2 separate regions of the Homo sapiens genome follow, and region 1 is linked to region 2. Evidence: chromatin loops called from intact Hi-C (ENCODE). Cell type or tissue: PC-9. All regions are shown on one strand. Each heading gives the region's core, and the rest is flanking DNA. Links, peaks and the distances in the headings are about the cores only.

Region 1 (15,051 bases), core at 4,237-12,236, 380 kb after region 2:
GAAAAAGTGGGAATCCTCTCTAACTCATTTTATGAGGTCAGCATCATCCTGATACCAAAGTCTGGCAGAGAGACAAACAAAAAAAGAGAATTTTAGACCAACATCCCTGATGAACATCAGTGCAAAAATCCTCAATAAAATACTGGCAAACCGAATCCAGCAGCACATCAAAAAGCTTATCCACCACAATCAAGTTGGCTTCATCCCTGGGATTCAAGGCTGGTGCAACATATGCAAATCAATAAACGTAATCCAGCATATAAGCAGAACCAGAGACAAAAACCACATGATTATCTCAATAGATGCAGAAAAGGCCTTTGACAAAATTCAACAACCTTCATGCTAAAAACTCTCAATAAACTAGGTATTGATGGGACGTATCTCAAAATAATAAAAGCTATTTATGACAAACCCACACCCAATATCATACTGAATGGGCAAAAACTGGAAGCATTCCCTTTGAAAACTGGCACAAGACAGGGATGCCCTCTATCACCATTCCTATTCAACATAGTGTTGGAAGTTCTGGCCAGGGCAATCAGGCAGGAGAAAGAAATAAAGGGTATTCAATTAGGAAAAGAGGAAGTCAAATTGTCCCTGTTTGCAGATGACAAGATTGTATATTTAGAAAACCCCATCGTCTCAGCCCAAAATCTCCTTAAGTTGATAAGCAACTTCAGCAAAGTCTCAGGATACAAAATCAATGTGCAAAAATCACAAGCATTCCTATATACCAGTAACAGACAGAGAGCCAAATCTTGAGTGAACTCCCATTCACAATGGCTTCAAAGCAAATAAAATACCTAGGAATACAACTTGCAAGGGATGTGAAGGACCTCTTCAAGGAGAACTACAAACCACTGCTCAATGAAATAAAAGACGACACAAACAAATGGAAGAACATTCCATGCTCATGGATAGGAAGAATCAATATCGTGAAAATGGCCATACTGCCCAAGGTAATTTATAGATTCAATGCCATCCCCATCAAGCTACCAATGACTTTCTTCACAGAATTGGAAAAAACTACTTTAAAGTTCATATGGAACCAAAAAAGAACCCACATTGCCAAGACAATCCTAAGCCAAAAGAACAAAGCTGGAGGCATCATGCTACCTGACTTCAAACTATGCTACAAGGCTACAGTAACCAAAACAGCATGGTACTGGTACCAAAACAGAGACATGGACCAATGGAACAGAACAGAGCCCTCAGAAATAATGCCACACATCTACAACAATCTGATCTTTGACAAACCTGACAAAAACAAGAAATGGGGAAAGGATTCCCTATTTAATAAATGGTGCTGGGAAAACTGGCTAGCCATATGTAGAATGCTGAAACTTGATCCCTTCCTTACACCTTACACAAAAATTAATTCAGGATGGATTAAAGACTTAAATTTTAGACCTAAAACCATAAAAACTCTAGAAGAAAACCTAGACAATACCATTCAGGACACAGGCATGGGCAAGAACTTCATGACTAAAACACCAAAAGCAATGGCAACAAAAGCCAAAATTGACAAATGGGATCTAATTAAACTAAAGAGCTTCAGCACAGCAAAAGAAACTGCCATCAGAGTGAGCAGGTAACCTACAGAGTGGGAGAAAATCTTTACAATCTACCCATCTGACAAAGGGCTAATATCCAGAATCTACAAAGAACTTAAACAAAATTTACAAGAAAAAAATCAAACAACCCCATCAAAAAGTGGGCAAAGGATATGAATGGACACCTCTCAAAAGAAGACATTTACGCAGCCAACAGACACATGAAAAAATGCTCATCATCGCTGGCCATCAGACAAATGCAAATCCAAACCACAATGAGATACCATCTCACACCAGTTAGAATGGCGATCATTAAAAAGTCAGGAAACAACAGGTGCTGGAGAGGATGTGGAGAAATAGGAACACTTTTATTACACTGTTGGTGGGACTGTAAACTAGTTCAACCATTGTGGAAGACAGTGTGGCAATTCCTCAAGGATCTAGAGCTAGAAATACCATTTGACCCAGCCATCCCATTACTGGGTATATAACCAAGGGATTATAAATCATGCTGCTGTAAAGACACATGCACACTTATGTTTATTGTGGCACTATTCACAATAGCAAATACTTGGAACCAACCCAAATGTCCATCAATGATAGACTGGATTAAGAAAATGTGGCACATATACACCATGGAATACTATGCAGCCATAAAAAGGGATAAGTTTATGTCCTTTGTAGGGACATGGATGAAGCTGGAAACCATCATTCTCAGCAAACTATCGCAAGGACAGAAAACCAAACACGCATGTTCTCACTCATAGGTGGGAATTGAACAATGAGAACACTTGGACACAGGAAGTGGAACATCACACACTGGGGCCTGTAGTGGGGTGGCGGGAGCGGAGAGAGATAGCATTAGGAGATATACCTAATGTAAATGACGAGTTAATGGGTGCAGCACACCCACATGGCACATGTATACATACGTAACAAACCTGCACGTTGTGCACATGCACCCTAGAACTTAAAGTATAATAATAATAAAAAGAAAGACCTAGAGATGTAACTGTGCATATGGGAATGATTGGTTCTGATTATACTGGAGAAATTCAATTAGTTATTAGTTCTTCAACTCCGTGGTCTGCTTCCCTAGGAGAAAGAATTGCTCAGTTGTTGACATAAAGCTGGGAAGCAGTACAGTGAAAAGAACTGGAGGCTTTGGTAGCACTAATCCAACAGGAAAGGCTATATATTGGGTTAATCAAGTGTCTGACAAAAGACCTATTTGTACAGTAGACCTGCTGTTGGATGCTTACCGGTTGACACACAGGACTGGTTGTCAGTAGTCCCCAGAAAAAATAAATCATGGGCTGCTTTGCATAGGGCAAGTGAAGTCATCACGCTTCAGTTTCATGGTTAACCTACCTCTGCTACAGAAAAACGATTTAATCAGCACACAAGGAATGTGTTCATTGTGGTATTTGTGGCCTTTATGATGGGAATGTTCAACGTCTACTCCTACTACATTGGTGCAAAACAAAATGAAGCCTTCACAACAGAGTTTTAAGACACTGTTCTGGGCTATATTTGGACTTTCTGAAGTGAAATCAGTGGTCATCAGCTATAACCACAAATTCATTGCTATAATGTTCCAGGAAATTGAGGATGACGCTGATGTGGAGTGGAAATTTGCAAGGGCCAAACTCTTGTTTTCCTGCTTTGGGGCGGGGAGAGCACTTCCTGTTCCCTTCAATCTGGTGCAGGGTCCAGTGTCCCTGTTTTTCTCTTGGTGAAGCTTAAAGGGTGGATTTCTGAGCTCTACTCAGGGTCATAGAAAAGGTTTCCAGGAAAGATGCAGAGATAAGTAAGTAGAGATAAGTAGAGACAAGTAAGTAAGTAGAGATAAGTAAGTCTAAGTAGAGATAAGTAAGTACAGCTAAAGGAGATAAATATAGAGATAAATAGAGATAGAGATAGATAGAGATATAGATAGATAGAGATAAATAGAGATAGAGATAGAGACAGAGACTTGCAGGAACTCACAGGTACCACAGGGACAGATAGGGATAGATGAAGACTAGCAATATAAAATCAGTGCCCTAAAGAGGTACAAAAGCAAAGACTAGCAATATAAGGTCAGTGCCCTAAAGAGGTACAAAAGTAGAGGCTAGCAAAGACTAGCAGAGATTTGCAGGGACAGACGAGAACATTCTGAATTATGGAAATTAGCTATGGCTCAAAGGGCAAATATAAAAGGAATAGAGCGGGGGAAGGTAAGGATAAAAATGCTTTTTCTTTTTTCTCCAATAGGACTCTTTGGTCCTTTAAACTTAAAGGGCAGATGCATTGGTGTCTGTGGTCTTTGCTGATGCACAAGAATTCCATTCTTTAATATGAGGAAGAGGATTTGTTTGTGTCTCTCCAGGTGATGATCAGGTGCCTGTGTGGGTCCTCACCAAACATCTGAAGATCTGTCATGAGCCACAGCATCTAGTGGACCCACCTGTACAGTGCAAATTGAAGGTTTAAGGATTGCTTTTAAGCCTTGATTTGCTTTCCTGGTGCCTTCTGTTGGAAGGGCCTGTTTCTCAATATCAGTGGCCTCCCAGCTACAGCCACAACAGTTTTTGCTTCTGTTTCAGTAGATTTACTAATGTGGGGGTGAGGGTATGCTTGTGTTTTTGCAGGAGATGAACGAACCATGTGGATGCCCTCAAGACGTGTACGACCATGGAATGGGAGACTGGAGGGACCCATGGATCCTAAGCATGGACTGGGTTCCCCAGTACGAGCCATGAGCCAGCTGAATCTGAATGAGAAGATGGAACGAGGACCGACCGGAGTCTTGATGCTTAACAGACCAATGCTTTCTGGCTGAGCTCCTCTCTACCCTGAATACAGAAACCCTAATAGTTAGGCAGGAGTATCATCACCCCTATTCAGCATGAAGAAGTTACAGAAGATGGACCTTCATCCTTCTGCAACCCCTAGGATTAAGGGTCCTGTAAAAGGGAAAGCGGAGATATGTGGGAAGCACTCAAACCAGAGTGACTCCGGTTTGAATAAGGGCTAAGAAAAATGAAGCTGGATCACCAACCGGCAATTAAGGGCTGCACAGCCTGCAATCACCTTGCTAATGATAGCTAGTAATAATACTTTCTCTTTTACAAAAAAGAGAAGGGGGGCATGTTAGGAAAAAGCTGAGTGTTGGGAGAAACTGAGGCAGGGCTTGCATATCTGACATAATGTCCTCTGGAATGTGTCTAGCCTTGCTGGCTCCTTGCTTCTAGCCTTCCTAGGCTCCTACTCCCATTATCTCAAGTAGCAAAACATGTTCCATATAAACGCTAAACCATCACAGCTGTAAATCATGTGCTTAATGCAACATGTCCTTTTGACCTCCACATTCTCACCACATGTTTCTTTGTTGGACTGCCAATAAATAGCATGGGCTCCCAGAGCTCAGGGCCTTCACAGCCTCCACAATGGCGATGGCCCCCTGGTGTCCCACCTTTCTCTTTCAAACCTATTTCTCAATCCTTTGACTCCACCAGACTTTGTCACCCCCATGACCTGGTGTTGGGTCTGATCACCCCAACAGACAATAGATTTGGAAAGAAAACAGAGCTTCTTGGTTCTGGCTGCACTGGAGAAATTTGAAAAAGTACCAGTGCCCAGGCCCTCTACCCCAGAGAGTGTCAATGAATTGGTCTGGGCGTGTTGGAATCAACTGAGAGCTTTTACACAGCACCACTGCCCAGGCCCCACCTGAGCCCCATTAAATTAGAAATGCTGGGGGCGGGGCCCAGGCACTGACGTATTTTGAAGCTTCCCCAGTTGAATTGATTCTAGCTGGAACTGAGAACCATTCCCATCTCCACCCCACAGAAGGACAAAGGAAGGCCATCTGGGCTGGAATGGAGTTGGGAGAAGGCAGAGGCATGGTCTCATAGAAAGGGGGACAGCTGAGTGGGGTCATTCCCTAAACCTGTCACATCTGTATAAATCCTATCATTAATCTCTCCTTAATATGTAAACTACACTTACTATAGCTAATTTAATAAATGGAGGTGTTCTCAACATCTTCCTCCAAAAGCAAAAAACAAAAGCAGCTTTCGTCAGTTACCTTGTGTGAATGTCACCTGCTTCCTGCCAGATCCTGACTGATGTGCTGTGTTAGGCACCTGGTTGCAAAAAAATCAGAGGTGGTCTGGTTGCCATGAGCATGTGGTATAAGACAACATCTGGACAAGAGCTGGACTTGAAAGCTGTTCACGAGCCTAAGTTTAGAAAACGCTTCTGCCACCAACCGTCATTTCCCATGCCTCTCTCAGACCAGAATGGCCACATCTTCCTGTGCTGCTTTTGGCTCTGTTCTCTCCATGCCCATTACCTGCCCCAAATCTGCAGCCCAAATGCCAGCAGAGCACCAGTGTCTGGCCAGCTTCCACCTCAGGTCCTGGTGGGTATGGCGCAGTGGACACCACACCCACCTCCACCCAGAACAGTGCCTTGTGGCTTCCCTGGGTAGAGGACTTCAGACAGGGTAATGTCAGCAAAAAGGGAACAACACGTGGGACTGTAAGTCCAATTAAATCTCTTTCTTTTGTAAATTGCCCAGTCTTGGGTATGTCTTTATCAGCAGCATGAAAACAGACTAATATAATGAATGTCCCGGGATGGTAGATTCCAAACTGTGCTCCTTGAAACCCCTAGGACTTTAGATTTAAATCAGATCCATGAAGTGGCCCAAGAGGATCTTCAGAAACTTAGGAGGGAGTTTAAAGCTGAAAAATTGTAAAAGCCATTCTCCTAAATCAGTGAGCTTTAATGATTCAAAGGAACTTAAAAATTATATCATCAAACATTTTTACTTTCAGGTAAAGAAACCATGGACAGGTCTTGTTTCCCAGGACCTTCTGACAGAGCCTCTACTGATTTTGAGTACAGTCCACGGGTCCAAAGGAGGAAGGATGGACTGGCTGCTGGCCTGCCAATGGCAGGGGTTCATGTGGCTTGGTCTACCTTACCAGTGTCCAGGTTGAACCCTTAATCACTAGTGTAATTCCTCAGTCAAGCCTATGTAAATCCAAGTGCTTATATAAAAATAAGTTATTTCAAATCAGCTTGCGACATCATGATGATGATGATGATGATTACTATTATCATTATTGAAACAGGGTCCTGCTCTGTTGCCCAGGCTGGAGTGCCAGAGGCATGATCTCAACTCACTGCAGCCTCCACCTCCTGGGCTCAGAAGATACTCCCACCTCAGCCTCCTGAGTAGCTGGGACTATAGATGTGTGCCTTCACACCCAGCTAATGTTGGCCAGGCTGGTCTGGAATTCCTGGACTCAACCAATCCACCTCCCTCAGCTTTCCAAAGTACTGGGATTATAGGCATGAGCCACCACACCTGACCCAATTACTTTTAATAATAATAGTGCTTGTGGTGTTGATTAACATTAGGGAACACCATGATTAGAAGGACCCTCTGAAAGGCCCCAGGCAATGATTTTGAACCTTCTCTTTGGGCATGCACTATTTTCAGAAGCTGATGAAAACTCTGGAGCTTCCTCCCAGAAAAATGAATATACTTCAGACACATTCCATCTGTCCCAAAATTTCAGGGGTGTATAGACTCCTTGAAGCCCATACTTGAACTCCAGATTAAGTATTTGTGTTCTTCAGCATACACCCTGGGCAGAATTTTTCATCTGTCTTTGACAGAAGATCCAGATGGCAAAAACTTCATGGTTCACCTTTCCATCTGCCTGGTACACATCTTTTTATTTTAAACTTATTTATCTCATTAACACAGATGTAAAACAACAGTAACAACCCCTTGTTATGCTAGAAAAGGAAATAAGGAGACTTGAGTCACGTAGCCGATACACATGGATAGGAGGGCACTTTTCCTGTCATTAGTACCAAGATGATTGAGGTCCTCTCATCCCAGGCAAAGGGTGAAATGCACAAACCTAACAGCACTTTTTGCTCAGTTACTCTGTGACCTATTCCTGATTTTAGATGCAGGTAAACTAACTCCTGAAAATGGACATTTAGTATTCATATATATACTAAATATTTAAGGTATGTGACCATCAGAGGTAATTTCATTACAACAAAGCATAAAGGAAAACATTTTTCAAAAATACAGGAAAATATACATAGTGTGAGTTTCTCCAAGCCTTAAGAGGATGTGAGGAGCCTTAGGGGGTCACAGTAGCAGTTATAATTCTTGTTCCTACCTGCTACTGCGAGACTTCCAACTTCTTGCAAATTTCTCTCCAAACATTTCTCTTCCCAGGGAGTGTCTCAGCGCTAGTGGTGCTGGACATGATGTCCTACACCATTATTTCCACCAGGTGGCAGCGCTATGTCAACAGGCACTGCCTTCAATTTCCGTAGGGAACCTTCCTCCCAGTGAGACAAAGAAAGCCTTTCTCCCTCTGCATTACTATCAGAGAGTCCCTAAAGAGACTAAAGTTTTGTTTTGCTTTGTTTTGTTTTGAGAGTACAGCTTGTTCAGCCCTCGTCTCTCCATAGGTATCAGACAGGCCCCTGAAAGCCAAATCGGAGACAAGCCAACTGGGCTGTCTTCAGAATTGCCTTGCCCTTCTAATGACAAAGGGCATTTTCTCCCTGATTTGAGGTTAGAAAAAAAAAGAAGACAAAGATGACAGGCTTTGCTGCTGGCTCTTCTCACCACCGGGTTGGTTGAGAGCTTGAGAATAAGACAAAGCTTGGGTGAGTCCAATCTCTGCCACTCGCTAGCTATGAGACTTTAGGCAGAGTAACCTCTCCAAGCCTCTGTTTCCTCATCTGTAAAATGAGGAGAATGATGGTCCCTACTTCATAGGGCTAATGTACAGATTAAATGAGAGTCTAGCATAATCTCTGGTACATGAGATGCATGTAATCAATACTAGAGCTTATTATGATAACCATGTAGACCTACAGAAGTGATACAATTGCTAACAGTGGTTATTTCTGGTGGCAGGATCAGAGACGATTTTTAATTTCTTCTTTGTTTTTCCAAATTCTCTTCAGCACGCATGCATTGCTTTTATAATCATGAAAAGACGCAATTAAAATATAATAGATTGCTGATCCCCTGTTCTTGATGATTCCTCTGAAACATTCAAACTTTCTCTGTGACTCAATGAGCTCCCCAAGGCTGGGCCTATATCTTATCTACTTTGGAGTCTTTGACATGAAACACATAATTTGACACACAGTAGGCAATCAATACTCATTTCCTGAAAAAAATCTCAAAGGCAATTACTTCAGGTTTTAATTTCTCAGTGTAACTAAACATCTTTTTTTCCTCCAAGAATTCTCTTTTCTCACTTAGATTCAATTGCTAATCCTTTTGCCAAATTAATTAAATCCTCTCCAGATTCTCCCCAGTCAAATTCCTTAGACTATTGAGTTGGTTTTAGGCGGTGACATGGTTTGTCTGTGTCCCCACCCAGATCTCATTGTGAATTGTAGCTCCTATACTTCCCTTGTGTCATGGGAGGTAATTGAATCATGGGGGCGGGTCTTTCCCGTGCTGTTCTCGTGACAGTGAATGAGTGTCACAAGATCTGATGGTTTTTTAAAGGGGTGTTCCCCTACACAAACTCTCTCTTCCCTGCTGCCATGCAAGATGTGACTTTGCTTCTCATTCGCCTTCCACCATGATTGTGAGGCCTCCCAAGCCATGTGGAACTATAAAGGAAACCTCTTTCCTTTATAAACTACCCAGTTTCGGGTATGTGTTTATTAGCAGCTTGACAACAGACTAATACAGGCAGGTTTCCAGAAAGCATTTTACCTGAGTTCCCAGAATTCATGCTGGGGGGTGTACGGGGAGAGAGGTGGGAGATGGTCATGGGTGGTTAGATCATTGATTTGAGATCAAATCTTTTCAGTAGCTAAATGAAGACCTAAGAGCCAGAATAACCTAGATTATATAAAGAGATTATAAAAGGAAATAGGCATTTCTAAAAATGTATTACATTTAAAATTGAAACCCATAATGAAGAGGATGATTGTTTTTTACCTGTGGATAGAACACAGGGTTACTGATGATTACACTTGGCTATTGCTGTCATTTGGTTCTTTTGATCTTCACTTTGAGTCAATGGAACTGTTCAGGCATTCTGTAAGGAGGACAGACACCAGCGTGACACTGCCTCAGCATTTCTTCTACAAAAGAAAAGTCAAAATAAATGACATTAGCCCATAGCAGCTGATATATTTTAATTCTTTCCTCATATTATTAACAAACATGAGACTTTCTCTTTCCAGGGAAGTTGGATCTGTATGGGAATCCAAAGATAATTACAGCTGAGCCATCCTGAGATAGAGCCCCTGAGAGGCATAGAAATCTCCAAAGTGGCCTCTTTTTACACAGATTGTGGATATTCAGTTCTTCCTTTGGTCCCATGTTACAAACTAGATTATTCTTTGCTTTAGATATCCAACCATTCAGACTCCTAGCTGAGTCTTACAAGTTTCTAGCTCAGGAGGGAGTTGTTGGGTGGCAGGGGGTGGCTCTGTGGTTGCTGGTTATGTGGGGAACATGTGGGAAGTGCAAGGAGAAAGGAAAGCTCCGGGCTTGCACACGTCAGTCAGGGCTGGTTCCTGTTCCTGTAACCTAAGATTTCTGTTGACATGGTGCCAATTCCCTGGCAGGCATGCAGAGAAGCCTCTGTTCTCTCTGCCGCGCTGTGGCGTCTCACCTAGACACCTGGCCCCTGAAGCAGAGATCTGTCTGCTGCCACCACAGCTCCTCTCTCCAGACTGTTCAGATCTGGTCCCTGTAGGATGGAAGTGCACACACTGTCTCTGCCTGTCCCCAGGGAGCAAGATGTAAACTTCCTCCTTCATCATTCGGGCAAAAACTGAATAAATAGATGAACACCAAATTATGGAAATCTTCATTATGCAGGCCAGGTTGCCAAACATGCCCAGACCTGCTTAAGCTGAGAAGTAAAGGCTGATCAAGCTCACATGTAAAATCCTGGGTTATAAGAAAAATTCCAGCTGACTTGGAACACAGCCCCAACTCCTCCCACATGACCAGCAAAGAGCTGGTCCAGGAAAAATTCCACTTGTTTGGCCGGGTGTGGTGGCTCACGCCTGTAATCCCAGCACTTTGGGAGGCTGAGGCAGGTGGATCACGAGGTCAAGAGATCAAGACCATCCTGGCCAACATGGTGAAACCCCGTCTCTACTAAAAATACAAAAAATTAGCTGGGCATGGTGGCGGGCACCTGTAGTCCCAGCTACTTGGGAGGCTGAGGCAGGAGAATCACTGGAACCCGGGAGGCGGAGGTTGCAGTGCACCAAGATTGCGCCACTGCACTCCTGCCTGGCGACAGAGTGAGACTCCGTCTCAAAAAAAAAAAAAAAAAAAAATTCCACTTGTTCAAAGATGAGTCATCAAAAAGGAAGACATGCAGGATCTCTGCAAATGTAGGAAAGGGATAGGAAAAACCAATGGCAGATGTGGAATACTCACCAGGAAGAGGCTGCCATGGAGCAGACACCGGTCATAACCAAGCAATTACCAGGCACTTAAAAACTTAATGAAATGGTCGCCTTTAAGAAGGAAAAGGATAAAGTGAGCTCAGGGAAATGATGTTAAGATATCAGAAGGTGGAACATGAGCTCAGAAGAAAAGTGGAAAAAGAAAAGAAAGGCAACTAGGACTAGTCAGGGTTCTCCAAAAAAACAGAACTAATACGATATCTATCTATCTGTTATTTTGTGTGTGCATATAAAATATATATAATATTATATGTGTGTGCGTGTGTGTGTGTATATATATATATATATGTATGTATATTCTAGAGGAAGAGAGAGAGTGAGATTTATTTTAAGGAATGGGCTGCCATGATTATGGAGGCTGGCAAGTCCAAAATCTGCAGGGTGGGGGCTGGCAGGCTGGAGACCCAGGAGAGCCACTGTTTCAGTTCAAGTGCAAAGTTCATGTGCTGGCAGAATTCCTTCTTGCCTGGAAGAGGTCAGTCTTTTGTTCTATTTAGGCCTCCAATTGATTGGTTGAGGACCATCCACATTAGGTAGAGTCATCTGCTTTACTCAAAGTCCAATGATTTAAATGTTAATCTCATCCAAAAACACCCTCACAGAAACATCCAGAGTAATGTTTGACCAAATATCTTAGTCTCATGACCCAGCCAAGTTGACACGTAAAATTTAACCATCTTACCTAACCAAACCAATGCAATGATGATTCAAATCAAATTTAACAACAAATTCCAAACTAGAGTGACCTGCTCCCCTTTGGATTGTCTCTTTGAAAGGGAGAGGCCATGAATGTCCTTCCATCAGGGATGAGGGTCTTTGCTCCCTACATTGCCTCCTGTAGTCACTGGCAATGATATCAGTGAATCTAAACTCCCATGAGTGGGTCATAATGAATACTAGACTGATATTAGATTTTATCCTAGCTATCTGAAATAGGAATGACTGGTCTCCCTTGCCCCCAGAACTTTTAGACAGTTGGTTGAGCCCGGGACCCTGGGGACATGGGTGAGATCAATATGGCAGACTTGCTGCACTGTATTGCTTGAAGTCCTGTCAATAGCAGCCTTAATTTTAAATGTGATAGGAATCAAATTAAACAGATTTGGTCCCTCTGTTGGTCAGACTAATCAGAGCAGCTGATGAGGTAGCATACTCATGGGAAAATGTGAATTTGGCCAAGGATCTGTCAGGCCTTGTGGTGGATTTTTGTGACAGGCAATTTGCCACAGGCTCTGATTGTCTCTGCATGCTCTTGCTGGGGATGACAAGAATGCAAGGTCCTGACTGTTCCTTGCTTGGGATATTTCTCAGGGTTGTGTTTGCAGTAGACAGCCTTGACAAAGCAATATCCCCCTGCCCCAGACAAAGGGCAGACTTGCTCACCACTTACTATTAAATTGTATGTTCCCAAGCTCAGTGTTCCTTAGCTGCAGTACAAACACACTGCGTGTACAGTAACCACCTGGGCCCCTCCACATCACCCCTGTGGGACTTGGGGACAAGGAAAACCAATGCTAACTAACACAAACCTCGTGCAACTTGTTCTGCCATGAGTAGTGTAGTCCTTTGTCTCTGATCCAGTCTCATGTCATCTGCCAGCATCCATGAAACCATAACAGGCTTACTAGCTTGTAAGATGGGCAAAATTCCCGACTTTCACAGATTCCAACACACATGACCCAAGTAGGGCCAATCAGGGATTCTTCCCAAAGATACTTCCTCAAGAGCACTTCCCCAGAGTTCTTTCCCACTGATAGATGGGTGATGGGAAAATGCCATCCATTTTATCTCTCTCTCCTTCTTCCCTTTATCAGTTTATATACAAGTTGTTGGAGGTTAGCTTTACAATTTGGTCTTTTGGTAACAGAATATTTAGAGGGACTGTGATCAAATTCGAGTAATGAATATAGCCAGAGATAGATAAAATTGTTGTTGGCACGAGTATCTTCTCATTTGGGAGAAAGGGTAGGAATATTTTCCCTGGTAAGAAGGATAGCTGTATTTTGTTCGTTGTCATATAGAAGTTCAGGTATGTGTAGGAGGGTGCATATGGAAACTGAGTAGCCAAAGGGGTGGGCTGTGACAGTTATCACTTTAGAGCCTCTGAATTCCAAATCCACTCTTCGTTATCCTCCTTTGTGATACTGGAGATGAATCCTGTAAACATTTCTTTGCCTGCTAGCACGATATTAAGTGCTGTCAATGGAGGGCTCTGGAGAGACACTGCAGGAAGAAGAGGCTACCTTCCTTTCCTCTTGCTCCTGCTCTTGACTGGTGCATGGGGCACCCAGGGATGCTCCTCCTGGTGATTTCCTGAGGAGTTCTGCTAGCACCTCAGTCAGCTCTCCAGCAAATTCAACAGCAACCCCACAGGCAGGTTTTCACCAAACGCTGCTGAAGCCCCGGATGGTGGCATAGTGTGTCTCATAAATGCTCCAGCAGTTGGCTCCCCGGAGTTTCAGTAACATACCACGGGTGAAGTCCTAGTGAATGCCTGCACCTCAGAGGGCAGCTTCTCAGTGAGTGTTGTCAGCCCCCACCCTGCTGCCCCCACCGGTGCATGGGTTTCTTGCATGCCAGCCCGGCCTCAAGCACTACAACAAACTTCTCTGCCATCCTGCGGGCTCTAGCCACACCATCTCCAATGGCATCTGAGTCTCATTCCTGCGGAGACCTTTTTCCAAGTTGGTTCCTTCCTTGGGTTCTCTGCTTCAGCCCTAGACCTAGTGCCTGCCCCTATATCCACGATTCCTGTTTTTTCTTTGTTTGTTTGTTTGTTTGTTGTTTTTGAGATGGAATCTCACTCTATTGCCCAGGCTGGGGTGCAGTGGCACGATCTCGGCTCACTCCAACCTCCACCTCTCAGGTTCAAGCGATTTTCCTGCCTCAGCCTCCAGAGTAGCTGGGATCACAGGCATGTGCCACCACACCCAGCTCATTTTTGTATTTTTAGTAGAGACAGGGTTTCACCATGTTGGCCAGGCTGGCCTGTATTTTTTTTTTTTTTGTGGTAAAACATACATAACATTTATCATTTTAACCACTTTTAAGTGTACAATTCAGTGACATTAGATACATTCACAATGTTTTGCAGCCATCACCACTATCTATTTCCAAAACTTTTCTATCAGTCCAAGGTGAAACTCTATACCCATTGTAATAGTCTGTTCTCACGCTGCTATAAAGATACTACCTGAGACTGGGTAATTTATGAAGAAAAGAGGTTTGATTGATTCACAATTCTGTGTGCCTGGGGAAGCCTTGGGAAACACTCTCATGGTGGAAGGTGAAGGTAAGCAAGGCAGATCTCTTCACAAAGTGGCAGGAGAGAGAGAAAAAGAGAGACAGAAGGGAGCCACATACTTTTAAACCATCGAATCTCATGAGAACTCACTCACTATCACAAGAATCACCTCCATGATCCAATCATCTCCCACCAGGTCCCTCCCTTGACATGGGATTACAATTTGAGATGAGATTTGGGTGGGGACCCAGAGCCAAACCGTATCACCCATTAAACAATAACTTCCCATTCTCCCCTTCCTCCAGCTCCTGAAAACCTCCATTCCGCTTTCTGTCTTTATGGATTGACTATTCATGGTACATTGTATAAGTGGCACCATATAATATTTGCCCTTTTGAGTCTGGCTTATTTCATTTTGCATAATGTCTTCAAGGTTTATCCATGGGGTAGCATGTATCAGAATTTCATTCCATTTTATGGCAGAATAACATTTCATTTTGTTTATCCATTCACCTGTTTCTGTAACCTTTAGACTTCTTTTTATCCCTTAGTGGCTAACCCTCTATTATTAGTTCATGATTATTTATATTACACTTTCCCTGTTGACATTGTATAGCTCCTCTCTCCTGCCTGATACATCTGTCTTAGGAAACTGCCTTTCCATCCTTGTGACTGATGGGGCCAATCATGGAACCTCATTTCCCTCACCATATATTGTATTGGCCCATCACTCTGATAATAGTGCTGTGTGCCAGGGTAGGTACA
Region 2 (15,051 bases), core at 3,317-11,316:
GGGAAGTCTGCAGCTGCTGGGTTAAGTACTCTTTAATGTGGATCCGATGCCTTTGGTTGTCTTCCTGCCTGTGGGCCATTTGGCGCTCACAGCTGCTTTTCTCTTGTTCTCTCCCTGTAGTTACTGGGGCTTCCGGATGCAGATGACGATGCGTTTGAAGAGTACAGTGCTGACGTGGAAGAAGAGGAGCCAGAGGCGGACCACCCCCAGATGGGGGTCAGCCAGCAGTAAATCTGGGGGCTCCCCTGAGAAGGAGAGTGAGCCCCACAGTAACCTAGGTGGGGTCACTGCCCCTCCTGGGTTAGCATTTTGCATTAGCACTTCGAAATAGGACATCTGGCTCCCAGCATCCAAATTAAAATGAAATACCTTTTTAACGACCACAAAATATCTGTGATGAGCTTTGCTCAGAAGTGACCTGAATTTCACTCCCGCTTCAGTGGGGTTTCTATGGAGTTGTCTTGGTAGCCTTTGCCATTTTGAATTTAGAGTCCATTTTGTGGCTGACTATTCTCTTAAGTTTATGTTGGAGAATTAACATTCGCTGACTCGAATGTAGAGAACTCTGAATGTATTAAGGATAGGTTTTGAGTCCTCACAGGTGACCTTACTGAGGGAAAGCATGGCAGAGAAGAAATGCAGTCTGCACTTTTTATGTACTTTTTAAGTGTCCGTAAGTGAAAGGTTTTGCTTATAAAGCATGAATTTTAATATCTAGTCATTAAACTGCACAAGTGCAAATACAAGGGCAGGAAAGGATAATCACTTAGCTTTGGACTAAGAGGGTAAGAGAGGCCCAGAAGCCTTTAAGTGTTTTGCCATTACTGAGTTACCTGGGTATGTAGCGACTGGTTCGTGGTTAGGTGTAAATGTTACTTGCTTGTTCGACTGTTTCAAAACATGCTAATTCCAAAGCCACTTTTGAAGTCTATAGTGGAAAATATAGATGGGGTGAAAGATATAATGTATTGATTTTTAAAGCTGTTTATAAGCCGTCCCACGTATAAAATGAAACATTTTACCTTCTCTCTTTCTAATGAGATGGCCGCTTGTTAAATCATGAAAACATCCAGAATTCAAGTGCCGCTTAAACTTTGAAGCCATAGATAAATTTGTTAGAAAAGTAAACCAGGATTAAAAGTTTTTAAAAATATGGTAGAATCCTTCTTTACTTTTTAAGTCTTTTATTTAAAAAAAAAAAGTCAAAAAAAGGATTCCATTGTGTAATTTATTTAAAAATTTAATCACATGTTTCGAGGGACTTAATTGTGGTGTATTTGTAAAGGGACACGAAGGTAGGAATCTTTTAATCGTGGGTTAGCTTGGTTAACAGGGAACGTTTTAATAATCAAGATACTCAGACAACTCACAGAAACAACTTCTGTAATAACTGGAAATACTGCTGTTATCGTTTAGCCAACAATTACTTACTGGGGACATCCTTTGTAATGCTAACATGGAATTATTCCTGGACCCTTCTGCATCCCTGGTTTTAGTTAACCTAGGATGCGGAATGCCTCCTTTACAACACTAGATTAAACCTAGCATCTGGGGTGGGTACGTTTAAACAGTCACACATGTGCCTGTTAGGTTGTGAAAGTTTTGAATTAAAAACAAGCAGTAGCAGCAGAGGCCACAGAACTTATGGGAGTCTTGTATATCTTCCAGGCATGTCGGTGTAAACCTGATTGTCTCGACATTTTCTGTTTAATTGATTGGTGCTGTGAGGAGTTCGGCTGCTCGTGGTAAAACAGCGTACTCCAGTTTTAAGTCATCGGGTAAAATAATAGGACAGTGATTTCCATCTGTGCTTCAGTACCCACTTTGTGTTCTTTTCTTGAAAAGTCATACTAAAGGTTAATTTCAAGTAAAATGAATTTCCTTCCAAGTAGCCTATTAGTAAAACACAACTTAGTGTTTCATCCATTGGGGTGAGCATATACTGCCCTTTGCAGCCCTGCCTGTGTTCTGATTGGCTCCATTCATGAGCAAAGGTGATTGTGAGCTGTATATTACACAGGTGTCGCCCAGGTTTCGTAACCTCCACTTTAATGCAGTAAGCCGCAAGAATGACTTCTGCAAGTGAAATGAGGAAGCTTCACTAGCTTGCTCCATTGGAAGGTAAACTGAAATTTTATACGTTGAAGCTTAAAATCTAAATTTATGTATGTTTGGAAATGGAATGGACATTAACATAAAATGTATTTTATCAAAAAAGTGTTTAGACTTTGACCAAATACATGTTGGTATTATCATGTTAATGTTCTCTGTTTATAAAAATTGAGTGGAGATAGATAGACTCGGCCATTCTGTGGGCTGATGAGAATTCTGGGCTTTGTTTTGCACCAGGGGTAGGAAACAGAGAACATGTCTGTATGTTACTTAATCTCCATAGCAAAATCCCAAACAGCATTAGCAGATCGAATTGTTTCTTCTAAGACTTCCTTTTTCTGAATGTGTGCACATCCCTTCTCGTGCTCACACACTTGCCCACACACTCACTTCTTCCTGCGCTGTGGCTGCTCTAAGCAGGGCTGTGCATGGTGCAAAGCTGCAGTCAGTGAGCCTGGCAGCCTGTGGTTTCTGTTATGGAAATGGTTCCATGGTGAAACACATCCCTGACCCTTCACAGACTTACACATTTACTCACCAGGAGGTGGCAGCGGTGTGGGAGGAGGAGTGTTGACCTTGGACGCAGGAGAGACACCTGGGTTCTAGTTCAAGTCGGCCAAGGACTGTGTGACCTTGACAAGTCTAACTGGTCTGTGAACAAGGGGCATTTGCCCTTCCAGCTGTAAACACTGCCCTTCTGTGCCTGCCTTATGTGTGTGTGTGAGTAAGGAGCAACAGTCAAGGAAACTTTTAGGGATTCGAGAAGAAAATACATGTGGGATCTTGCCAAGGTGCTGCCTTTAGGATGCTGACCCCTGCACTACCTTAGAACATGTTGATCTGTGAGTGCCCAAGCCCCTGAGGGCTCGATCTCATGGGGCAGATGAAATTCTCTTCCTTAGAGGAAAGGGAAAGGTGAGGCCCCAGAGGACTTATCTCAGCTGTACATGCTCTGCCTGTGGAGACATGGCTTTTCTTTGTGCTGTGGCAGACTGGGGCTTTGGAAGTGGTGTATGTTTAACTTACCTGAGAGTGAGAGATGTGTAGGAAGAATAGCTGGAAGAAAGTGAAAGATGAGTGCCAGTACTTTTGGCCTGTTATCCAGTAGAGAGAAAGTGACAGTGAAAGTAACGTGAGAGAGAAAGAGTGTGTGTGTATATGTGAGAGAGAGAAAGAAAGAGAAAGGAATGCTTGATTGCTTGTTGTTCACTGGGCCAGCTCTGAAATCCAAAATCATGCCTTGATAACATTACAAAACCGTGATCCTGGGTTTGAGTGAATCCTAGAGACATTGTTCTTATGGCCGCCTGGTTTCCGCAGCCTGATCACCATATCGAGCAGACGTCAAGGAATCAGAGTGAAGTACGGAGCCAGGGAGGGAGGTGAGGCCCCGTGTAGTGCCTGTCACCACTGTGGATTCACCTGCACTCAGGTGTCCACTCCTGTCTCCCAGGCCCAAAGCAGCACATGGTGCAATGGAAAAGTCTCTTATGTAGGGATCCTCCTTGTGTCCTGGTGCCAGAATTAGATTTCCAGTGTACTTCAACGAAAACCTCTCTCCTTTATAGTTGCTGTCATCTTTCATGTATAAACAGAAACCGTCTCTAGCACAATATATTTCTGAATATTGTTTCTGTTTCATAAGAGCACAATGTACATGGACCTAGGGGAGCTGTGGTCCCAAGTGTCATTGGAATTTATATTTTAGGAATAGGCTTTGCATGTTAAAATTCACAAGTTGGGAAACTGGTATGAACAGATCTGATTTCTTACAGAGAGGCATGAAGGAATAGGCAGGACTTAACTTGGGGTGGGAGGAGATGAATAAGGGAGAATGGGAGAGTTGGGGTCTGACAGTTACCACCTGAGCCCCAGGAAAACTGTTTTCATTTTCACGGCTGTCTCACTGGGGGCCTGCTTTCCTCAAAGGAACTGACTGTATGTTGAGAGGCAATGCCTTGTGTTGGCATGGCTTTGCCACTTTAAAAGTGCCCCCCAGCCAAGGAGACCAACAGGAACCCTGCTCATCTGGTAGGGCTCTTTCCTTCAGTAAAACCAGCTGCCAGCCTGAGAAGCCTGTCTTTCCCAAATGCAGGCAGATCTGAGAGGGGCTCCAGGCACCCGGCAGGTAAATCACAAAGCAAACTTGGGTGTCCTTGGCAGCGGGGAGGAAGCAGGAGTGCCCCCTCAGGCCAGAGGGCAGGGCCAACCTCCTCACTGTGCTTCAAGGTTGTAGAAAGAGCACAATTAATGCTTAAGCGATCACAGACCCCTCTCCCCTGCAGTGGGTGTTAGCTCCAAAGAGATGCCATTGCTGATCACCCAGTCTTCGGAGAAGCCTAAAATTTCTTTGAATTAAAAACTGATCCTTTTTCATAAAGACCCAGTCACTTCTCCCAGTTTAGTGATAACAGGTATGACACAAGAAGCTGAAGTCTTTTAGATTTTATAGAGAGTAATTCTGAAACCTGCCAGAATGCTGGTAGCCTGTGGTGTCCATGGCAATGGGTGTCCATGGTAAAATATCTATAGCTTCTGCTCACTGGGCAAATATAAAAGACAACATATTATTTAACATAATATGTTGTCTTTTATATTTTTATTTAAATCTGGATTACGAAAATATAGTACCCATGAGCATTTCATGTTAGAAACCCCATTTAAAGCACTATAAGGCTGAATAGGCACAAGCGATTAAAAGTAGATGCCAGGCCACATAAAAATAAATGTTTTAATTTACTTAGAGCTGTATTCAAGTTGTTTGATACCAGACAGAAAGCTGACAGTCTGTTCTTTGTAAACTGCCTTTCCCTGTTTTTCTGTTTTGTTTTGTTTCTCAAGTTTCATTTTTTACTAAGCCCCTTCTGACACCTAGGCAGATAAAGATAAGAGTAGTGCGCAGTACAAATGTCAGCTCTGAAGAGGAGGAAGTAAATCTTCAATGCTAGGGCAGATCTTCACTATCCGTGATCCAGTCTTAATTTGAGCATGAGAGCAAAATTTAGTCATCTACACAAGAAGCAAAAGCAAGGAATAGTTGTTGGGTTTTTGTTTTTTGGTTGTTGTTTTTTTTTTTTTTTAGGCAAGAAGTGTTGCCGGTAGGGTATGTGTGCTTTCTTTGCCTTCCTATTTCCTTTCAAAGAAATCTCTTGTAAATTACAAAACTGTGAATTGGGTTGCCAAAAACTGTTGCCCTTCGTTAGATGCTTCAAACAGTGTAAATCCTATACTGCACCCTGTCCACCTCTGCTCCCTCCTCCCTCCCCTGAGAGTGAGGACCTCATCCGACCATGTAATTACCATTCGCTTGCTATTAAAGAGCCTTTCAAACTCTGGTGGTGTTTGCCTCTTTTTTTCTGCCTCCACAATGTTTGGTCCCAAAGGACACCTAATGTGGCTTATAAATGAAGAGCAAAGAGTAAAGGACCGGCAGCTCGCTGTGTGGTTGCTGTTTGTGAGGAGGCTGGGGGAAGAGAGGGAGGAGCTGGTAACATGAAACACTGCCATTGTTCAAAGATTAATCATTTCTGTGTGATGCATTCATATGTCTATTGTGATGCTATAACTGGTAGTTAGTAATTTTCTACTTCTTTGAACCAATACTTTAGTTTTGTGTTTGAGAACCCTATTTTTTCTAGCCTACTTAGGAATTCTTTTTGGCATTAATTAGAAATCTGTATTCTGTGGTCATTCTATGACATGACACCATGTCTCCACCACCTTCCTCCCGGTTATTTATTCACCAAACATGGCATTTAAATAACTCATCTGGAAGTTGATGGTAAGTTCTGTTATTTGATTAAGAGCCAGTTTCTTTCTCCAAATGAATGGGTCTCCATAGAGAGACCCATTAGATTCGATTAGATTTGAGTTTTGCTTTACAGGCACAGCATAAAGGCTTGTGTGTATGTTAGATAGTGTGTGGTCCTTTGTTTTCGATGTGGCTGTTAGAGATTGTACTCAAGTGGTGAGCTCTGTGTCAGCAGTCCCAACCCTGCTCGTGGTGCAGCAGCGGGGGCAGGCGAAGTCTTACTTATGGACTTCCTTTGTTACAGTTATTGTATCCGTCTCACAGATAGAGTTTATAAAATGCAGGTTGGCCCCTTTAAGTGCGGGCACTGGTGTTAAAAATACCCACATTTCCCCCGTGTAATCATTCTGAAATCAGTGGCTGAGGGCAAGAGGTTCTAGCCCAGACTCCTCCTGGGCTGACTGTGGCCCTAGGCATGTCCCCTCCCCACCCCACCGACTTCCGGCTTTGTTTCCTCATCTGTAAAAATAAAGAGTGGGAGACTTGTCCCCGAGTTCCCTTTGGGCACTAGCCCTGACTTGTCTAGGGGAGTCAGGAGTCGGTAGAGAGGACATGAAGCACAGTTGTAATGGAAACACTCACAGAACCAGGGTGGGGCGGCCAGGATTGGCAAAACTGTCCTGGGATTCTGAAGCTCTTTCCCCTAGGATCCCTTTTAGAATTGAAGACGCCAGTTGATATCGTGGCTGTGTGTTAGCCCAAATGCTTATGTCCCTGCGTGTTTTCTCCTGCCTTTCCACACCTTCCTTCCCTTCGTGAAAGTAATAAGGAGTCAGAACTACAACAAAGTAAAATTGGGGTGTTCAGCTTAGGGATGTAATCAACAGTCTCACTCCCTTTAGAAATGAGCCTCGTTTCCATAGTGAAGTTGGGCCGAGTGGGATCCTCCATTGTCATAGAGTTCTTTGTGTACAGGTTTGGGTTGAAGGACAACAAAATAAACAGAACCAGACCCACCACCCAGCATTTGGACGCCACGCCGGGGCTGGACAAAGTGGACTTGCTGTCCGTGTACCTGAGTGTCAGGGTGGTTTTGCCCTGTGCCCTGCCAAATCAGAGTGAATGAACATTCCTGTCTCTGTTTAGCAGACTTGGCCCTTTGGAAACTCAAGAAATGCATCCTGAAAAAGCTGGCACTGTGCTTTCCTCTTAGGACCACAATAGGCAAAAAAAAAAAAAACAAAAAACTGAAGTACTTTCCCTATCTCTAACCCTCCTTTTTTCCTTTTTGGAGTAAACAATGGCATTTGTAATGATCTGGGCAAGTTTTAATTAGGCAGTCAAGGAACAAGGTAGGCATTTTTTTAGGGATCATTTAAAGTAACATATTTTATCCTTATTTTGTTGGGAAATAGGGCAACAATGTACAGTGTAAAAACCAGCAGTAAAATTAAGTTGGCCCTTTCGGATGCTTTTTAATTAGAAGCCTCTAGAGGTCAGCACCACATAAAGAAAGGGCTTTTGAGTTCAGGGTGATCATGATGCCCATCTCCTTGTGGAGCTTTTGGAAAGGAGGGTTGGTGAATGTCCAGGCTGGGGAAAGAGAAGTGAAGAGCCGCCTTCTTTATACATAAACCCTAACATTTGACTGGGTTGTTTTTTTCCCTGCTCACCCATCTTTGCAGCTCCCACACCCCTGCGTCACACACTGTCAGTTCGATAAACATGACTTATTGACCGGTCGATGAAGTGTGCCATTTAGCTCATGCTGAGAAGGGCTGGGGAAATGCCGAAGATGAGATGGAAGGCACATTGCATTTTGCTTGGAGCAAGGTGGGAGGATGCTGGGTGTTCCAAGGCCTTTCAAAATATTTGTTAGCCCGTAGCCTGTTAAACTCTGCAACTTCCAGTGGAACATCAGGGAACACAGGTTTCTACCTAGAATCCATATCTGGCTCCCTGAAGCCTGCACAGATCAGGGGTGGGCTGGGGGAGGATTTGAGCATCTTCAGGAGGTCTGGCCAGAACTGAGATAGTTGGGAGCCCCTAAAAACTTGCAGACATACCTGTGGATCCCCGAAGTACAAGACCCAAGAGCACTGTGCAGTGATGGCCACAGGCTTCATAGACCACCGGAATTCAAGTCCAAAACGACAGGCAGCCTTGGGAGGCCACAGAGGCTCCTGGTGTTGCCCCGGGGTTTCATTTTGGCCCAACAAGGAACAGGAAGGGGAAACAATACAAAGGCTTTCCTCCCTTCTCTTTCCCTTGCCCCTTCTGTTCAGGGTTTACTGTTCCTGTCTACTAAGGAAGGCTTGACCCATAACACAAATAGTATTGACAATTACTCTGCTGGGTGATTAGATGAGCCTTGGACCCTGAGGTTCTTTCACTCACTGAGAAGATACATTGGTGGAAAGGACAACAAATATGTCACAGGCACGATGGAAGCCCAGTCTTAACATCTTAGCACTTAGTGGCATAACAGCGATTTCACTAGTACTATTAGATTTCAAAATGCTGAGTTTGGATCCTCGTGAGTATGGGCTGTATTCTTTGCAAGTATGGAACAGTCTGATTCTGATGACTTTTCAGTTGTTTTGTCATGAAGCCAACAGTGCTGAGTAAATATGCCCCACCTGTGTGTGCTATTACATATAAAAATTTTTTTGTAACAAACTTTTATGTAGTCCTTGCTAAGTGCCACACACTGTACTAAGTTTCTTTTAACTCATTTAATCCCTCCAACAATCCTACAAGGTAGATATTATGGTTGATATTCTCTTTTTACAGATGAGGAAACTGAGGCACAGAGAATCTAAGTAACTCTCACAAGATCACACAGCTAGTAAGTGCCAGAGCTGGGATTTGGACCCAGGCAGTTTGGTTTCAGAACTCTTAACTACTCTGCTGAATAATGAATGTCGTGGGTGTTGGTCTTACATTTACTGAAATCTATGATTTTTTTTCACACCACAGCACAGAGGCCCTGCCTGCCCGTATACTTCACGCAGTGCATGCTGCTAATATCCATGGTTGCCTGGGAACAGATGGAGTGAAGAGAGCATTTCCCTAGCTATTTGCCTTGCCTGTGGGCAGGTTGGCCGCGCAGGGTGGTTTAGGATAATAGCAGACACATTTTTTTTCTGGTATCCATGTACTTACAAAGATTTTTGAAAGTGACTGGAAGAACCGGGGCGACAAGTTTATAAAACAGGATCCTCAGATGGGGGCAGGGCTGGGGAAACAACCAATTGGCTTTCCATTCTGTACCCTTCTTTCTAGACCTTGTTCCCTGAGGAGCTCTTTACAAGGGTGTTACAGACTCCTCTAAGTGTCTCCCTCCTCATAGCGAAAGGGCTTTTACTCAGAGTTACCTTGAAGCAACCAGCAGCAGAAATGCATTGTCTAGTCAAGAGGAGGCCTGGGAGCAAGAAGAAAGCTCTCTTCGTCTGCTGATGTGTGGTAACATGCCATTGAGTCACCATCCCACACCAAGGGTTCCAGTCTGTGGCCCTACCCCTCAGCCATCCAAATACATTTCTAGCCTGCCTTCCTGCTCCACGCAGAGGCAGCGTGCACAAACACCCTCAATACCACCGCCACTGCTGGATGACTGTCGTGCTATTGTGCAGAAGGAATAAGTGCAAATCTGAGACCCCATTTCAAAGGCAAACACAATTCACTTTTGAGCTCATCGGGTTGTTTGGATCATCTCTGCCACGATTTTCTCCATTCCTATGGGAAAGAAAAGCTGGCCAGATCAGTATCCCATAAGAAATGCAGGCACTCCAAATCTGCTGTTCTTGCTTCTAAGATTCTGAGTGCTATCACATGGTTCCCGAATGACAGGCTCCAGGTCCTGCCATGGGAGAGTGGGCTTGCTGGTGAGTGGCTACAGGGAGAAGGTGCTAAACCTCAGGAGCAGCACTTTTGTGTTTTCCAAATGATGCACGGATGAGAGAAAGGAACGCAGGAAAGGTGAGTCAAAAACAAACCTTTGGAAATACAAAAATAAGGAGCATAGAGCTGCACAGGTTTGAAAAGAGGAGGAGGCAGTGTCATGTGTAAATGCATGTTGGGTTTCTGGATCTGATGCGTGCCTTCCTGCATGACTTTGGTCATTTAGATGTTTAGTTTCTTCTACTCAGGAATGTTAGGGGGCATTTTGAGCCTGGGGCTACAAGAGGCTAAAAAAAACTACAAACTGTTGTGCAGAATCAACTTTGGAATGGATCTGGAAAGTCAGAATTTAAAAATTTTACTTCAGTATTCCCTAAAGTCAGAAATGTAAATCCAGTAACGGGAAAGGACATGAAATGTACAGTCCCCCCTCAAGTCTCACTCTGGGTGATGCCACTCTGGGTGGATGCTTTCACCTCATCAGATGCATCTGGGAGAGCTGGCCCGGGTCTGTCTGTCCCACCGGACCCCACGCTCCCCCCCTTCTCTCCTCTCCCACCTTGCCTGATGTGGAGCACTTTGTAATAAAGAGGTTCATTCCCTGAATTTAATATGGGGTGTCATCAAGGCCTTTACTAGACAAGAAGCATGTCCTCTCCTTCCCAGCAGCGATGACCTCCCCACAAGAACATGCCTCTCGCCGAGGTCTTCATCCCTCTCCAGAAAAGGAGACCCAAGCAGCAGCACCCAGGGCAGAGCCTCCGTTCCTACTTCATGGATGTGAAATACCCAGGATGCTACAAAATCACCATGGTCTTCAGTCACAAACGTGTGTTGGCCGCGCCACCATCCTCTCTCTGCCAGCGCACAGGAGGAAAAGCAAGACCCACAGAAGGACGTTCCTGTAGGAGGAAGCAGCACAGAAAGCACTCTAAGGGAAGAAGAATGAGATACCATCCCCATACACACATTCTGGGAAATACAAAACATGCCCTTCATATTTCCAAGTGGCCTTAGTTTTCAAACTGTACTCAGAGAAAAATCCCCATCTGAAAAATGACTCTTGTTGAGCCCGCATTGTTTGCCAGCTGGCTTTCCATGGCAGCTCTGGCTGGAGAGAACCCTGGATGCTTAAGCAGTCCTTTTCCTTCCTCCTGTTAGGATGATGTGTGGGAGAGTGAGGAAGAGGGAGTCAAAAAAGGGAAAGGGATGAATGAAGTCATCTCAACGCACATGGATTGTTTCTTTGGTGTTTTGTGGAGATTTCACTCCAGGGGCCTCGGGCAAACCAGTTTACTTGGGTAGAAGCATACGTTGCTCACCTGGCCAAGTTTTCTCAGTGGAAGATGGCTTAGCCATTCTTTGCCACGCTTACTTTTGGTCCTGTATATGTAAAGTTGACCAAAACCCTCACAAGGGCCATGATCCGATCTGCTTTCTCCCATCGTCTGCTACTCTCCTGCCTATCTCGCATCCCCAGGCTAAAACTGGTGGTTTGGCTGAGGAGTGGGTTATGCTTCATGGTACAGCTAAAGTTATCCTGATCTCTCTTGATATCCCCTTCCTTCAAAGACTCTGTTTCCGACCCTGGCCAGCTCCCAAATAGCTCCTGTAATTGGTTACAAGCAAGGCTAAGTGAGATAGTGATTTGATTCTGGAAGCACAAACCAGTGCCTCCCTGGTGGGTAGGAAGCATCTTCTCCATGTTCACCTCACAAGCTTTTGAAAAAAACCTGTCATTCAGAAGCAAGCCAAAACTGTCATCTCGCTCGATGCTAATGAACTCATCAAATCCATTCGCAGGGTTTCGGCTCTTCAGAACTCTGGCCAAGCCTTTGCTTAGCACATGAAAGAATATTCCCTGGGGTGCTTTTCAAACCCTAATTTGACCCCATACCTCTAAACTGTGGAAGAACACAGACACAATTGGCCACATGCTCTTGAAAAATTCAATCTGAAAGCTAGTGTTGGTGACTACAGACAGGATTTTGATAAAAGTAAAACACCGAGCCGGGTATGCTGCTTGCCGCTAGGAGTTTGTCTCCCTGGAGGACAGTCCTGCCTGCCCACTGCTGAGGAAGAGCATTCCATATGTGGAGTGGACAGGGAAGCTCCTGGGAAATACAGTGACCTTGGCCTCTTAATCCATCAACAAAATAATGGCACTTTTATGAGAACTCTAGAAATAGAACTTTTCATCCGGCACCATCTTATGGTACGCTTTGGAGCAGTGATGTCACCAAGGAGACAGAAACTAGGGAATTCATCCTCTTGGGCCGGGTGACTAATCCTGTTTCCCAACCTCAGAACATTTGCTGATATCATCCATCTTCCCGAAACCACACCAGCCTGGGGGTAAGAAGAGAGTGACATCAACTCACAAATTCACATTTCTGTGACTGTAACGCGTACTTTGGGGATTCCCAGCCCTTCTCGTATTCCTCCCAAATATTCCGGGAGGTGGTCCTAGGGGGCTGACTCGTGTGCTTCCCAAGTTCATCTTCTGTGGCACCGGGTGTTCTCCCTGGCTTTAGTGCACAGCCTCTCTTCTGATGCTGCAGAACCCCATAATGGCAGTGGGTTTGCCAGAGCCCACAGAGGGGCACAAGGTCACCCACCAGAGGAGCCCACTTTCCTGCCACTACCCACCAGTGTTTACCCTGAGGCTGCCAGCATGAGGCAGTGAGGACCTGGGTGTGTGGTCCAGGGTGCTGTTGCCAGTGACCACAGAGAGTGCCACACCAATGAGCAATGAGTGATGCCCCAGTGACAGCTCTCTCCATTTTTATTCATCTTTCATTCCAGCCACTCACCGAAGGGGCATGAGTCCAAACAGTTGGACATTGCTCTGAGTAACAGAGCCAGAATCTCCTTTTCATCCAGCCTTGCCATTGTCACCCATGAACCCAGTTTGTGAGCTTGACATGTTTTTCTTAGGATGAGCTCTGCCCACTGAGGCTCCTTGGGTCCTCCTGTAAGGAAGCTCCTGGCAGATCCAACCTCCTGACATACCAATATGTCCAGAAACAACATTAGCTGGGTCTTGCCATCCCCCTGAAATAGGGTGGGTAATTCCTTTGGGTGGCCCTAAGGTGCTGAGTGGAGGGGATTTAGCCAGGGCAGAGGAATGCTAAAGTCCCGAAAGTCTCCCTTCCCACACAGAAGTACTTTGGTGAGGAGGCTGTGGGTGAGGTGACTCTCTACACCTATGAAAGCTCTTTTGCTTAGGGTTGACCATTAAAAAGTGATTTCTTGACCCTCAGGGTAACAAAAGCCTGGCCCACCAATCAAGCCAGCAAGTTTCAAACTTTAAGGCTCCTAAGAATCACCTGGTGGTGGGGCCAGAGCGGAGGGTTGGTGCTGTGAAACATGCAGATTCTTGGGCTGCGCTCCAGAATCTGGAGACAGAATCTGGACACAGGAAGCTGCAAGTTTACAAATACTCCAGGTTTACAGTTTACAAATATGTCAGGCCGTCCTCATGTAGGTGGTTCATGGACCACACTTTAAGAAACTCTGGGTTGAGCCGGCCTCCAGGCTCACCATGTCATTCACTATGTCTACAGGGAGCCAAGATTCATCACAACGTGACTGGGTGCCAGGAGCTGGGCAAAATTCCTTCCTGATCCTAACACATCTCATTCTATAAAAATAAAATCCTTGTACAGATGCCACAGTGATCTCCATTAACATCTCAAAACTTGGGGAAAAAAAAGTCTCTCTTCTAAGCTCACATGGTGACAGAGCTGGGGGCAGCTAGTTGTGCCTGACTCCAAAGCATGGTCTCTCATCATAGGATGTCACATTGCTTCTGTGACATTTAGGGGATATGAATGAGCAGAGGCCAAGTTGTATTTGGCTGCATGCTTGATTGCGTAGAAAAATGACGACACTACCCTTGGTACATCTATTGGCCCCAACAGGAAGGAGATGAAAGTATTGCAAAGGGAACAGTGAGCCTAGACTGAATCAGAGGACTCCCAGAAATTCGCTGCACTCTCATGATATAATTATGCCATCAGGTTGGCCAGTTGAGGATTACACTTCAGAAGAAGGCAGATGTCATTATCTAAATAGGCCATTCTGTACTCATTTCTTTGTTTGCTTGTTTCTTGTCAGTCCATCCACTGGATCATAAACCTAATGAAGGCAAAGCTCTGTTTGTCCTGTTCTTCACAGAATCCCCAGTGTTTAGCACAGTCCTGGCCTTCTAGAAACCTTTGTCGAATGAATGAATGCATGGGTCATGGGGAGATGAAAGGCAGTGTTACTCTTTCTCTGGGGGGACATGGGAAGGCTGCTTCACTCTCAGATCAGTGCACTCTCATTCATGTGTTGAGTGGCAGGTGCTGGAAGTCAGAGCATCTGAAATGCAAGCTCCTGTGCCCCTTCCCTGGACCTCAGGTCTCCAACATTGGGGCATGTGGTTGGTAAGTCTCTGAGATTCTCAGGTATATCAGGGAATAGGAACTGGAGGGGGTGGATGGTACAGGTCTCTGTGCCCCCACCCCATGATCCCTAGATGACCATCCAGAAAGTGTCATCAGCCAATTGGAAAGTCATGAAGCAGACACAGCCCTAGACTATTCTAGTGGGAAGGCAAGAACATGTGCTGTGTCCCCGCCTGCTTTCCAACCTAAGGTAGAGGCTGTCCCAGGCACAAGAGCACTTTCAGGTCACTGGTGTAGCTTTTCCAAGGCTGCCTGCCTCTGCACCATCTCTGGGAAGATTCCGAAACTGCCCCATTCCAGTGGGGTGGCCTAGGGGCAGAAAAATGCTCCATGTGCCTCCCAGGCAGAGGTGGGAGCTTGGGGTGGCATTTCTTTAATGAAGTCACCTAGGTTTTCACATCTAGAACTGTGGACATCCAGGCTCCTGCTCACTGCTCTGAGTCACCGGAAGCCTGGAATGATGAGGCTTTTTTTCAAACACTATCTAAGAATCTTTGATGAATCCTCATCATCTGCCATCAGGCACCACGATTTCATGATCCCCAAAGGAGTAGGGCAGGTTCCTGAAGATCTCCCGGGGTCGGTCCACTGGCGCTGGGCCACTGACTCCATGGAAGTGGTTGGTGCAGCTGGCCTTCGAGACTCTGTGCCTTCAGAACCTCATATAGTCTGGCTGTGTCCCCCACCCAAAATTTCATCTTGAATTGTAATTCCCATAATCCCCATAATCCTTAAGTGCCAAGGGCGAGACCAGGGGGAGGTAATTGGATCATGGGGGCGGCCCCCCTGTGCAGTTCTCATGATAAGTGAGTCTCATGAGATCTGATGGTTTTA

Evidence for each region. A loop is a pair of places that touch in the nucleus more often than their neighbours do. Peaks named below come from ENCODE experiments on the same cell type or tissue, not always from the same donor. Only the 100,000 strongest peaks of a DNase experiment are listed, where the experiment ranks them.
Region 1: a loop joins it to region 2, with 5 times the contacts of the local background. A loop is called at or near these places in 2 of 110 quality-filtered maps.

Annotation. Positions count from the first base shown.
Region 1 is chr7:30,541,087-30,556,137 of GRCh38, forward strand. It overlaps GARS1-DT (GARS1 divergent transcript), which reads right to left. Exons shown (of 7, transcript NR_038889.1): 6 at 11,014-11,093; 7 at 7,271-9,695. It also overlaps the pseudogene TRPC6P10. Among named protein-coding and RNA genes, the nearest start is that of GARS1-DT, 29 kb to the right of the region's middle. RefSeq lists an enhancer at 7,603-8,104. In PC-9, for the core only: CTCF peaks have their summits at 7,897 (motif pointing right) and 8,120; DNase peaks (open chromatin) are centred at 7,855, 10,165 and 10,908; H3K4me3 peaks cover 664 bases; H3K27ac peaks cover 2,118 bases.
Region 2 is chr7:30,157,318-30,172,368 of GRCh38, forward strand. MTURN (maturin, neural progenitor differentiation regulator homolog) reads left to right here. Exons shown (of 3, transcript NM_152793.3): 3 at 121-5,445. The coding sequence ends at 231. It also overlaps the pseudogene RPS27P16. Among named protein-coding and RNA genes, the nearest start is that of MTURN, 30 kb to the left of the region's middle. RefSeq lists silencers at 2,475-2,534, 6,132-6,191 and enhancers at 11,244-12,069, 11,392-12,591. In PC-9, for the core only: CTCF peaks have their summits at 7,356 (motif pointing right) and 7,557; DNase peaks (open chromatin) are centred at 5,604, 7,364 and 8,984; H3K27ac peaks cover 1,227 bases.